Linked DNA regions of Homo sapiens: region 2 is linked to region 1. Evidence: chromatin contacts called from ENCODE Hi-C or POLR2A ChIA-PET data. All regions are on one chromosome and are shown on one strand. The core of a region is the stretch at or near the end of the contact, and the rest is flanking DNA. Distances in the headings are between cores, read along the strand shown. Region 1 holds the start of SPECC1L-ADORA2A (SPECC1L-ADORA2A readthrough (NMD candidate)). Region 2 overlaps ADORA2A-AS1 (ADORA2A antisense RNA 1).

The links. A loop is a pair of places that touch in the nucleus more often than their neighbours do. ChIA-PET counts read pairs that join two places held with the same protein, here RNA polymerase II (POLR2A). Pooled maps may share reads with other maps.
Region 2: a loop to region 1 is called in a pooled map, with 3 times the contacts of the local background. The contact joins the enhancer-like site here to the promoter of SPECC1L-ADORA2A in region 1. A Hi-C loop is called at or near these places in 3 of 50 pooled maps. POLR2A ChIA-PET finds 5 or more read pairs at or near these places in 4 of 52 experiments (AG04450, Panc1, activated CD4-positive, alpha-beta T cell and 1 more).

Annotation. Positions count from the first base shown.
Region 1 is chr22:24,266,843-24,273,181 of GRCh38, forward strand. SPECC1L-ADORA2A (SPECC1L-ADORA2A readthrough (NMD candidate)) reads left to right here and starts at 3,975. Exons shown (of 20, transcript NR_103546.1): 1 at 3,975-4,141. It overlaps SPECC1L (sperm antigen with calponin homology and coiled-coil domains 1 like), which reads left to right and starts at 3,989. Exons shown (of 17, transcript NM_015330.6): 1 at 3,989-4,141. It also overlaps the pseudogene RPS10P29. RefSeq lists a silencer at 3,778-4,307 and an enhancer at 4,368-4,447.
Region 2 is chr22:24,464,902-24,471,240 of GRCh38, forward strand. All of the region lies in intron 3 of ADORA2A-AS1 (ADORA2A antisense RNA 1), which reads right to left. Among named protein-coding and RNA genes, the nearest start is that of ADORA2A-AS1, 27 kb to the right of the region's middle. Within about 2 kb of position 2,255, at least 9 of the 41 ENCODE cell types and tissues checked have a DNase peak (open chromatin) inside an H3K27ac peak, as active enhancers do.

The sequences.
Region 1 (6,339 bases), core at 2,725-5,224:
TACAGTAAAATAATAAAAAGAAAGAAAGAGAAAGGAACAGATCAATAGGTACAATAAAGTAACGTTTGTATAAAAAAAGCAAAAGAACATATTTGTTTATTTGGATATTTGTTTATATTCATAAACTATCTCTAGAAAGATACCAAGAAACTGAATCTATTTGGTTGTATCTGAGAAACTACAGGAATAGGGATGGGGTTGAGATGGTGCCTTCTGAATTTTGAAATATACAAATGTATTGTCTATTTAGAAATAAATGGGCCAGGTGTGGTGGCTAGGCTGGGTGCGGTGGCTCTCGCTTGTAATCCTGGCACTTTGGGAGGTCGAGACTGACAGATCACTTGAGGTCAGGAGTTTGAGACCAGCCTGGCCAACATGGTGAAACTCCGTCTCTACTAAAAATATGAAAATGGCCAGGTGTGGTGGCTCACCCTGGTAATCCCAGCACTTTGGGAGGCTGAGGCGGGCGGATCACCTGAGGTCAGGAGTTCGAGAACAGCATGACCAACATGGAGAAACCCCATCTCTACTAAGAATATAAAATTAGCCTGGTGTAGTGGCGCATGCCTGTCATCCCAGCCACTCAGGAGGCTGAGGCAGGAGAATTGCTTGAACCCGGGAGATGGAGGTTGTGCCGAGCCGAGATTGCGCCATTATACTCCAGCCTGGGCAACAACAGCAAAACTTTGTCTCACAAAAAGAAACAACAACAACAGCAACAACAAAACACACACACAAAAATTAGCTGGGTGTGGTGGTGGGTGCCTATAATCCCAGTTACTCAGGAGGCTGAGGCACGAGAATTGCTTGAACCTGAGAGGCGGAGGTCGCAGTGAGCCAAGATCAGGCCACTGCACTCCAGCCTGGGCAATAGAGCAAGACTCAATCTCTAAATAAATATATAAAATAAATAAACAGTATTAAGACAAAAATCATAAGGACATTACATAAACCACGTTATGCCAGTGATTTTTTAAAATATCAAAACAGGCAGTTTTATAGAAAAATACAACTTCAGGCCAGGTGGGGTGCTTGTAATCCCAGCACTTTGGGAGGCCGAGGTTGGTGGATCACCTGATCTCAGGAGTTCGAGACCAGCCTGGCCAGCATAGCAAAACCCCAACTCTACCAAAAATACAAAAATTAGCTGGGCGTGGTGGCACATGCTTGTAACCCTAGCTACTTGGGAGGCTGAGGCGGGAGAATCACTTGAACCTGGGAGGAGGAGGTTGCAGTGAGCCAAGATCACGTGACTGCAACAGAGAAATTCTGTCTCAAAAGAAAAATATAACTTCATAAAAACGAAGTAGGGAGAAACAGAAAAGTTTGTCTAGATCTAGAACCATCAAAGGAATTGAATGTTTATTTTAAAATCTGTATCCCGGCCGGGCGCAGTGGCTCAAGCCTGTAATCCCAGCACTTTGGGAGGACGAGGTGGGCGGATCACAAGGTCAGAAGATCGAGACCATCCTGGCTAACATGGTGAAACCCCATCTCTACTAAAAATACAAAAAATTAGCCGGGCCTGGTGGTGGGTGCCTGTAGTCCCAGCTACTCGGGAGCCTGAGGCAGGAGAATGGCGTGAACCCGGGAGGCGGAGCTGGCAGTGAGCCGAGATGGTGCCACTGCACTCCAGCCTGGGCGACAGAGCGAGACTCCGTCTCAAAAAAAAAAAAAAAAAAAAAAAAATCTGTATCCCATCCCCTCAAAAATCTCACAAAAAAACAAAACCAAAGAAAAGTACCTGGCCCAGATGATTTTATGGACAGCAAACATTAAAAAGAACATAAAGTTTTTATCTTCTACATAATTTTTAAAAATTAATTATTTATTTTTGACAGAAAGTCTCGCTTTGTAGCCCAGACTGGAGTGCAGTGGCGTGATCTCTGCTCACTGCAACCTCTGCCTCCCAGGTTCAAGCAATTATCCTGCCTCAGCCTCCAGAGTAGCTGGGATTACAGGTGTGCCCGGCTAATTTTTTGTATTTTTAGTAGAGATGGGGTTTCACCATGTTGGCCAGGCTGTTCTTGAACTCCCGACCTCCGGTAATCCGCCCACCTCGGCCTCCCAAAATGCTAGTTTTACAAGCGTAGGCCACAGTGCCCAGCCTAGATAATCTTTCAGAAAAAGAAGCAAATGGAATTCTCCCCAACTCACTGTGAATTTAGTATAGGCTTAAAACCAAACCAGACATAAATAGTACAAGGAGGCAAAAGTATGGACTAACTTCTTATGGACATATATGCAAAAACGCTAAATAAAATATTAGCAAATAATCCAGCAATGGATTAAACATGTATCACGACCAAGTTGGGGTTTTCCTAGGAAACTAAGATTATGTAATAAAAGAAAAAACTATTAAAGTAGTACAAACTATCAAAGGAAAAAACCTGTATGATCATTGCAACAGGTTCATTTGCGACATAATACAATTTTTTTCTTTTTTTTTTTTTAAGTCTTTTTGGCTGTAAGTTTATTCAATGCAAAATAATCCTCTCCAATTCTACTGAGGTGGCTGACGGTGTCCACGACCAAATTTGCCTCTAAACTGGAATTCGGTTGCTGACCCAGCCCCAGCCTCGGCTTTCTTGTCGGCACCAGGGGGCACAGCACTCCTTCTGTAGGTATCTCTGTCGGCTTCTCCTCTTGTGAGTCTTGCAGGTCGCTCACCCTCCAGACCTTTAGACCGAGGCCTGCCAGTCCCTGGACGGCTGCGGCGTAGGGTGGCAGGCACAATCTCCAGGGGCAGATGAAGGTAATCACGGAGATACTGGATATCCTCATTGGTAAGGTACCAGTAGACATGTCTCCAGGCAAACTGTTCCTTCACGTAGTAGCCTCGGGACTACATGACAGGAAGGTTGGGCACACACATTCTTTTTTTTTTGAGAGGAGTCTCACTCTGTCGCCCAGGCTGGAGTGCAGGGGCGCGATCTCGGCTCACTGCAACCTCCGCCCCCTGGGTTCAAGCAATTCTCCTGCCTTGGCCTCCCGACTAGCTGGGATTACAGGTGTCTGCCACCGCGCCTGGCTAATATTTTTGTATTTTTAGTAGACACGGGTTTCACCATCTTGGCCAGGCTGGTCTTGAACTCCTGACCTCGTGATCCGCCCGCCTCGGCCTCCCAAAGTGCTGGGATTACAGGCCTAAGCCACCGCGCCCGGCCGGGCACATTCTTGTCTGCCAACTCCAGGTGCTTAGGCATGTGGACATCCTTCTTGACCACCGTGACTTCCTCTTTAAAAAGGAGTTCATAAATGGCAATCCGGTTTTTCTTAGGCATCAGCATTCTGGGGAGGAGCAGCCGCTAAGGTGGCAGGGTGGCCCGGATGGGGGCCGATGGAACTCGAACTCCCCCAGAATTTCTTTAATATTTTATATATATATATATATATATATACATATATATATGTATATATATACACATATATATACATATATATATACGTATATATATATGTATATATATACATATATATATACGTATATATATATACGTATATATATATGTATATACATATATATATACATATATGTTGCTCGCTTATTCTTTTTGTCTGTTCCCTTATGTACCGGGAGTGCCAGGAGGACAGGGCTTTGTGTTTTCCTCACTGCTGTCTGGCTCATGCATAGCACAGTCCTTGGCACACGGTAAACACGCTGAGGAGAACTTTTGGGACTAGCGGACTCTGAGCATCATTCCGCTGGGCCCAGTGGGGCCTCTGAAGGGACCCGCCTTGCCCGGCTCCAGCCCAAGACCTGAGGCATGCGCACCGGCTGGCCGGCTACTTTCTTGACCGGCCAAGTGGCAGAGCGGCTGCGCGACCCAGTGCCGAGACGGACGCGAGCCGGAGATGGGGGAAGGGGAGGGGGTGGTGGTGGGGGACGGCGGCGCCTGCGCAGTGAAGGAATGTAGGCGGGGCCTCCACGACGCCTGCGCAGACGGCCGCAGCCCTGCTGGGCGCGAAGGGGCTGGCCAAGGGCGGGGCCCGCGAGGGAGGCCGGGCGGCCCGGCAAGCGGCGCTGCGGGGTAGGCTGCTTTCCTGAGGCCGGACTCAACGGGTCTCGGCTGAGCCACCGGGTGAGCTCACCGCCCAGCCCAAACCAGGAGATTGCGAGGGAGCGATGCGGTGCAGCGCGGTAAGAGCAGCAGCCGGGTTCCCGCAGTGTTCGCTGGCGGGTTGGTTTATCGCCTCAGCGCCGCCCGCGCTGCCGCGCCCGGGCGTCCCCGCAGACCCCGGCAGGCCCAGCGCCTGCGCCGTCTCTGCTCCTGGGCCCCTCCAGTGTGTCCCGCGCCTGCGCCTTTCCCTTCCCGCGCCGTCCTCGTTCTGGGCTTCGGGGCTTCTGGAACAACCCGCAGGCTTCGCCGCCGAGACCCACTGGCCTTCGTCCGTTGGTGTTGGGGTTCAGCTGGTTCTGGGACCCCGCTTGCGGCTTGACTGTGTGCAGACAGGCCGGGTGCGACCCTCGTGCTTGCCTTTCCGCCGCTCCGGGAGAGGCTGGGGCTGCCGCCCCATCGCCCGGGTCCCTTGCCTGGGGCGGGGACAGCGTTGTTCAGTGGCCCCGAGGGCGCAGAGCGGAGGAGCAGGGGCCACAGGCGGCGGACCCCGGGCCTGCTGCCGGTGCTGCTTCTGCTGTGGCCGGCGCCCGAGGCGGACGGAACGTCCTTTTTTCTTGAGACGTGGTTAATTGCATCAGGTTGGATGTGAATAATCCGGTACCTGTCTGAGGAAATTTTGCGTTTCCAGGAATTTGGTAATTGTATTACCTTAAGTAGTTAAGTCTAAGACATCATAGTCGCGGCACGTTGGGCAAGCTGCCCTGGAGATGACGAAAAGAAATCAGTTTCCAGTAGTTTTAGCCCATTTACAGAACACGCAAAAATTCTGTGATCATTCAAATGCGGGGAACCTTGATTTGTTGATATCCTTGATCATTTGTCCAAGTACCAGAAGGGCGAGGAAAAGATTCCCGTGAACAGCCCAGGTGATTTCAGGGAACAGTGTTTTCTTTTGTCAAAAGAGCCTCTTAAGCCATGATAATATTTCCCAAGCTTATAACAGATACAAGCCTTTAAAAAATGGCATTTGCTGTCACCCAGTAGGACACATCTTGAGATGAAATCAGAGCTGTAGGCTTTGTAGACAACAGCAGTCATTTCTGGTGGCTTCAGGGAGTGGAGGGGGACTGCAATTTTGCCAATGTAGGTGATACCAAAGGGACTATAGTAATTTTTTCTTCGTAATTAAAAACCAGGCCAGGCGCGGTGCCTCATGCCTGTAATCCCAGCACTTTGGGAGGCCGGGGCGGGCGGATCACCTGAAGTCAGGAGTTCAAGACCAGCCTGACCAACATGGTGAAATCCTGTCTCTACTAAAAATACAAAAAGCGCGCGCCTGTAATCCCAGCTACTCAGGAGGGTGAGGCAGGAGAATCGCTTGAACCCGGGAGGCGGAGGTTGCAGTGAGCCGAGTTCGCGCCACTGTACCCCAGCCTGGGCTACAGAGCGAGGCTCCGTCTCAAAAAAACAAAAACCAGATATAACAAGGCCGAGCTCCCTGGCTCACGCCTGTAATCACAGTAGTTTGGGAGGCCGAGGCGGGTGGATCACCTGAGGTTAGGAGTTCGATACCAGCCTGGCCAACATGGTGAAACCCCGTCTCTACAAAAAATATAAAAATTAGTCGGGCGTGGTGGCACACGCTTGTGATCCCAGCGGCTCGGGAGGCCGAGACAGGAGAATTGCTTAGGAGGCAGAGGGTGCAGTGAACCGAGGTCTCGCCACTGCACTCCAGCCTGGGCGACAGAGTGAGACTCTGTCTCAAAAAAAAAAAAAAACAGCTATTACAATATACATGTATGTTGTAAAATAACCAAACCAACATAGAAGGGTATATAGTGAAAGGAGAAGTATTGTTGTGGGTAAAATTGTTTCAATAAATGGCTAATCCAGTATTTTTTTCCTCCAAAAAAACACCTTTTCCCCTTTGATTTAGTGTATACCACACAGAGTCGCTTAGCCGATTCAGTGACTTTTTTGATAGCTGGAGAATGCTTCCTAATGGTTGCAGGTGTGTAGGGGTTTTCTTGACATTTTCAGTAAGAAAGTGAATGTTGTGCCATAGGAAAGCTTTATCACAGGTGCACGTTGGTAGCCAACTAAATAACGTGAGTGTCAAGTACAGTATCTAGTGAGTGGAGAATAACTGTAATAATTACAATTACAGTTGTAGTTAAAGTGAAGTTTGTATCAAAATTTCTGTTTCAAAGGTGAACTTTTAGGAGGTGTATCTGCGGTGTTTCTTCCTCAGATGTGATTTCTCTGAAGCAGTGGTTCT
Region 2 (6,339 bases), core at 1,005-3,504, 200 kb after region 1:
TGTACAAAAATAGCTTATTTATATCCTTATTCTATAAGTTTATTTCCATTTTTAAAATTTTATTTTTGTTTTACTTTTTAAACAGTTTTGTTTGAAACTAAGACAGACACATACACATTAACCTAGGTCAGGGCTATCCAGAGACCCTCCCTACCCAGGGTCAGGATCATCAATATCACTGTCTCCCATCTCCACATCCTGTCCCACTGGAAGCTCCATGCAATAATATGCATGGAGCTATCCTCTATGATAATACTACTTTCTTCTCAAATATTTCCTGAAGGATGTACCTGAGGCTGTTTTACAGTTAACTTTTTTTTCCTATAAGTAGAAAGAGTACACTCTAAAATAACGATTAATAGTATAGTAAATATATAAACTAGTAACATCATCATTTATTATGAAGTATTATGCACTGTATGTAATCGTATGTGCTATATTTTTATATGACTGGCAGTGCAATAGGTGTGTTTACACCAACATCATCAAAAGCACGTAAGTAATGCACTGCAATAGGATGGTATAATGGCCATGACATCACCAGGCAATGGGAATTTTTCAGCTCCATTATAATCTTACGGGCCCACCATTAGATGTGTTATGTGGCACATCACTGTAAAACTCTTTGGCCTGGCATTGAAAACCCAGTTCAATCTGGGCCTCCTACCCTCCTATTTAGATGTCTTTTTCCAACCAAGGGTCATCCCCAGTCAAACCTTTCAAAACTCCAATTCACTAACTAGAATGCTTACTATGCCTTACTTAAATCCTATCCATCTGGCAAGGTATGGCAGGCAGCCTCTAAGATGGCTCCCATGATCTCTGCCTCGTGGTATTCACATCCTTGTATGTGGGCTGAACTTGGTGACTCACTGCTGATAACAAGAATACAACAAAAGTGATGGGATATCGCTTCTGAGATTAGGTTGCAAAAGGAATGTGGCTTCCATCTTGGTCACGCTTCCTCTCTTAAACCTCTCACCCTGGTGAAGCCGGCACCAAGTCTTGAAGCAGCCCTATAGAGAGGCTTATGTCTGGAGGGACTGAGGCCTACCAACGACCACTTCAGTGAGCTTGAAACTGGATTCTTCTCTACCCTCTGATGAGCCTTTAGGCTGAGAGCTTAACTAAAACCTCATGAAAGACTGAGCCAGAGGCACCTGGCTGAGCTACACCTGGATTCTTGACCCATAGAAACTGTTGGATAATAAATGTTTATTGTTTTAGGCCACTAAGTTTTAAGGTAATTTGTCATGGAAGAATAGACACTAGGCTACGCGTGGCAGCTCACACCTGTAATCCTACCACTTTGGGAGGCTGACGCAGGAGGATCCTTTGAGCCCAGGAATTCAAGACCAGCCTGGGCAACACAGTAAGACCCTGTCTCTATAAAAAAAAAAAAAAAATAGACAACTAAAACACAAAGTGGAGCAATATGTTACACAGCAATAGATAACTGATAGACAAGACCAGTTCAAGTTGCTCCCCTGAATTTTCCTTGACCTAGCTTAGCCCAGAGCAACCTCTGCCTAATGTGAACTTGATGTAGAGCTGTTCTTCTCATTGGTCATTTTGCACAAGGGCAACATTAGTTATCTTCTATCCTCTGTGTCTCTTGTCTTTTCCAAGTAACCTGAGGTCAGTAGCTGCTTAAATTTCTTGTATGTCTCTGGAGAAAGTGTTTGTGCAAGTAGAGAAAGCGGTAGGCTTTGAGAGGCTAGAACTGCGTCTGAAGGGTCTTTTCATTCATGTTTGGTGACTGACTGAAAAATGACTTGTTGGTGGGAAATTGAAGTGTATGTTAGAAGAGGGACCACAGCTTAGGAAGAGCTGATTTTTGATCTTCATCAAAATGAGGCTTCAGTGGCAAATACTAACAGCCAATCCTCCTTGTAAATTCTGTTGATTTCCTTCTTATTGTGTAAGGAGTTTAGCCTTCTGTTGGCAGTTGTGTTGTGACAAGCAGCAGAGAGGGGGTGGCTCTGGGACACTGGGGTCACTTCAGAGGAAGGGAAGTTGATTGTCTTCTCAGGGCCCCTTCTCTCACATTTATTCTTTCCAGGGCCTCTGCAGCAGGACTGTGCTGAAGCCCATTTCCTACACGTAGCACCATTTATTTAAAACACACACTACATATACACAACAGACCAAATGCAAAGGAAAAAAGGGGAAAAAGGCTGCTGAAGACCAGAGTCACTAAAAGTTCAGGCTAAGAATAGACAAGGAACTCTGAGAGCTGCTCAGCTATGTGACCTCCTGCAGGGGCTTGGCAAGAAGCCCAATTCAGCTTTGTTTTTTCTGTGCTTTTACAAAGAAAGAGCACTAGCTTGGGAGTCAGGAGACCTAGGTACCAGACTTTGCTTTGCCAGTGCCTCTTTCTGTGGCCTTGGGTAAGTTTTTCCCCTCTCTGGGCCTCAGTTTCCCATTTGCAAAATAAAAGTGTTTAAGACTAGGTTCCAAGATTTTCCAATTCTAATGCTGAGAGGATACAGAGGAAAACAGAAAGAATGCTGGCTGAGGAACCAGGAGACTTGCCTTCTTGTCCCAGCTCTGCCACTGACCTGACCTCTTTGGGCCTCTGCTTCCTCATCTATAAAATAAGGTACTATATTCATTCATCCAGTCCTTCAACGAATATTTCTTGAGCACCTACTATGTGCCAGGCTTGGTGCTGGAGATACGATGATGAGTCAAGCCAGACAGTCTATGTTCTCATGGAATTTCTAGTCTATTGGGGGTGGAAGGGAGGAGGAGAAGATGAACTGTAATCAAACAATCACATAAATGAAGGTGTAATTAATGCCAGGGTAAGAAAAACAGGGAAGGGTCACACTTGGTTCTCAGCAACTGAGGGATAGCCACAATGTCCACCAATTCCAATGTTCTGTGACCTAGTATGTAGCTCTGCGGGGAGGTGCAGAGAAGCCTTTGGAATAACTCATATCTAAAATCATAGGGTTTTTTTGTTTGTTTGTTCGTTTGTTTTCAGAACGGCACAGCTCAATTAATCCAAGCAACCAACAACCATCTATTGGGGACCTTCTAGCAGGAATCAGTCACCTACCTCTGGCCTCTCTGGTGCTTTACACTAGTGGGCAGAATGGACTCATAAATGGACACAGCTATAAAATGCCTCACATCATTCTCTGATGGCTAATTATATGTTTCAAATACTAATGTGTCTAAGAATTAGGTGAGAATTGGATGTGGTAGGACAATCAGAGAAATTTTCTCACAAGTAGAAATTGAGATAGGCTCTGAAGGCTTGCTGCATAGTTTCAGATAAACAGAAACAATAATATCAGGGCACAGTGGGCCCATTCCCTCCTACTAGACAGTACAGGTGCATGGGACATACGAGAGATATCTGGCCGGGTGTGGTGGCTCACACCTGTAATCCCAGCACTTTGGGAGGCCGAGGCAGGTGGATCATGAGGTCAGGAGATCAAGACCATCCTGGCTAACACGGTGAAACCCTGTCTCTACTAAAAATACAAAAAATTAGCCAGGCGTGGTGGCAGGCACCTATAGTCCCAGCTACTTGGGAGGCTGAGGCAGGAGAATGGTGTGAACCCAGGAGGCAGAGCTTGCAGTGAGCCGAGATAGCGCCACTGCACTCCAGCCTGGGCTACAGAGCGAGACTCCGTCTCAAAAAAAAAAAAGAGATGTCTCAAGTAAGAGACTCCTAAATTTCATTTTGGGGCAGGAGAGATTCAAACCCTACTTGTTTTGTCAAAGAGCAAAAGACCTCTTCTGTGACCTACTCTAAATCCCGTCCCTTGGATTAGGAGGCCTGCTACTGATGGGATTCCTAACTTGGGGTAGCCATCTCACCTCAATGAATCTGTTATCCTGTAAAATGAAGGGGTTAGATGATACCCAAAATCCCTTATAACACCCAGAAAGATGGCTAAAACTTCATTCTTTGTAAGAATTTTTATTACTTTATAATAAAACTGATGGTTGCTACTATGGAGTATGAGCTGTGCGATCTTAGGCAAATTACTAAGTTTTCAAAACCTGTTATACTTTCTTTTTAAAATTTATTTTAATTTTTAAATATTTTATTTTCTTTTATATTTTTGAAACAGGGTCTTGCTCTATTGCCCAGGCTGGAGTGCAATGGCACAATCACAGCTCACTGCAGCCTTAAACTCCTGGGCTCAAGCAATCCCCTCACCTCGGCCTCCCGAGTAGCTGGGACTACAGGCATGTGCCACCAAGCCTGGATAATATAAAAATTTTTTTTTGCAGCAATGAGGTCTTGTTATGTTGCCTAGGCTTGCTATGTTGCTAGGGTTAAAATGGCCAATTTTACGTTATATATATATTTAAACCATAATCTTTAAAAGTAATATACCAAAAGTAATTCACTCATATAAAGTGAATTATACACTTTAAATGAGTGAATTATATGGTTTGTGAATTACACCTCAGTAAGAGGATATTCTCCATCCCAACCTAAACTTCTGTCCCCTCCTCAGAGGCAACTATTTGTTTCTTAGCTTTCTTTCTAGAAAGATTCTAGGCATAAACAAGTACATCTTAAAATCTATCATACTTTTTCTTTTCATACAAATGAAAGGAAGTGATATACCATTTTATACTCTGCTTTTTTTTTACTTAATATCTCTTAGGTTGTTGTGTATCAGCACATGCAGATTTACTGCATTCTCTTTTTTTTTTTTTTTTTTTGAGAAGGAGTTTCGCTCTGTCACCCAGGCTGGAGTGCAGTGGCACGATATTGACTCACTGCAAGCTCCGCCTCCCAGGTTCATGCCATTCTCCTGCCTCAGCCTCCCGAGTAGCTGGGACTACAGGCACCCACCACCACGCTCGGCTAATTTTTTTGTATTTTTAGTAGAGACCAGGCTTCACCATGTTGGCCAGGCTGGTCTCAATCTCCTGACCTCGTGATCCGCCCGCCTCAGCCTCCCAAAGTGCTGGGATTACAGGCATGAGCCACCGCGCCCAGCCTCGATTTACTGCATTCTTTTCCACTTCTACATAGAAGCCCACTGGAGGGACCTATCACACTTTATTTAATGAGTTATCTTATTGATGAATATCTTGTTTCTAGTCTTTTTTTTTTTTTTGAGAAAGGGTCTCGCTGTATCACCCAGGCTGGACTGCAGTGGCATGATAATGGTTCACTGCAGCCTCCAACTCCCGGGGCTCAAGCAATCCTTTTGCCTCAGCCCCTAAAGTAGCTTGAACCACAGACAGGTGCCACTATGTCTGGTTATTTATATATTTGGTAGAGATGGACTCTCACTATGTTGCCCAGGCTGGTCTTGAGCTCCTGAGCTCAAGTGATCCTCCTGCCTTGGCGTCCCAAAGTGCTGGGATTATAGGCACGAGCCACCATGCCTGGTACCCATGGTTTTAGGCAGACACATGAATACATCATCTATAGGATAAATTCCTAGTTCTGGTGTTGCAGGGTCCAAAGGTTAGCACATGTTAAGTATTACTATTGCCAAAATGACTTCCTTAGAATCTATACCAATTTACACTCCTAACAAGAATTCATTCACTCACTTTTTTCATTCAACCAATATTGAGTACCTATCATGAACCATGCACAATTCTAGGTCCTGGGGACACAGCAAATGAACAATAACAACAGGAATAAAAAGATAAAAATCCATTCCCTAATGGAGCTTACACTCTCACAGAAGGAGAGGGCAACCCAAAAAGTAAAATATGTAACATCTTAGATGGTAATAAACGCTATGGTTGGCCGGGCGCAGTGGCTCACGCCTGTAATCCCAGCACTTTGGGAGGCTGAAACGGGCGGATCACGAGGTCAGGAGATCGAGACCATCCTGGCTAACACGGTGAAGCCCCATCTCTACTAAAAATACAAAAAAATTAGCCAGCTGTGGTGGTGGGTGCCTGTAGTCCCAGCTACTCAGGAGGCTGAGGCAGGAGAATGGCATGAACCCAGGAGGCAGAGCTTGCAGTGAGCTTGCGCTGGGCGACAGAGCGAGACTCCATCTCAAAAAAAAAAAACTGCTATGGCTAAAATAAGGCAGAGAAAGGAGTGCTGGCCATGGGTAAGGGCTAGTAATTTAAACGGGATGGTTAGGGTATAAAAATTCTAAGCCTCAGCTTCCTTATCTGTGAAGCAGGACAACAATAGTACCTATGCTGGCCAGGGGCTGTGGCTCATGCCTGTAATCACCGCACTTTGGGAGGCTGAGGCAAGCGGATCGTTCGAGGCCAGGAGTTCAAGACCAGCCTGGCCAACATGGTGAAACCCCATCTCTACTAAAAATACAAAAATTAGCCGGGCATGGTGGTGCATGCTTGTAATCCCAGCTACTTGGGAGGCTG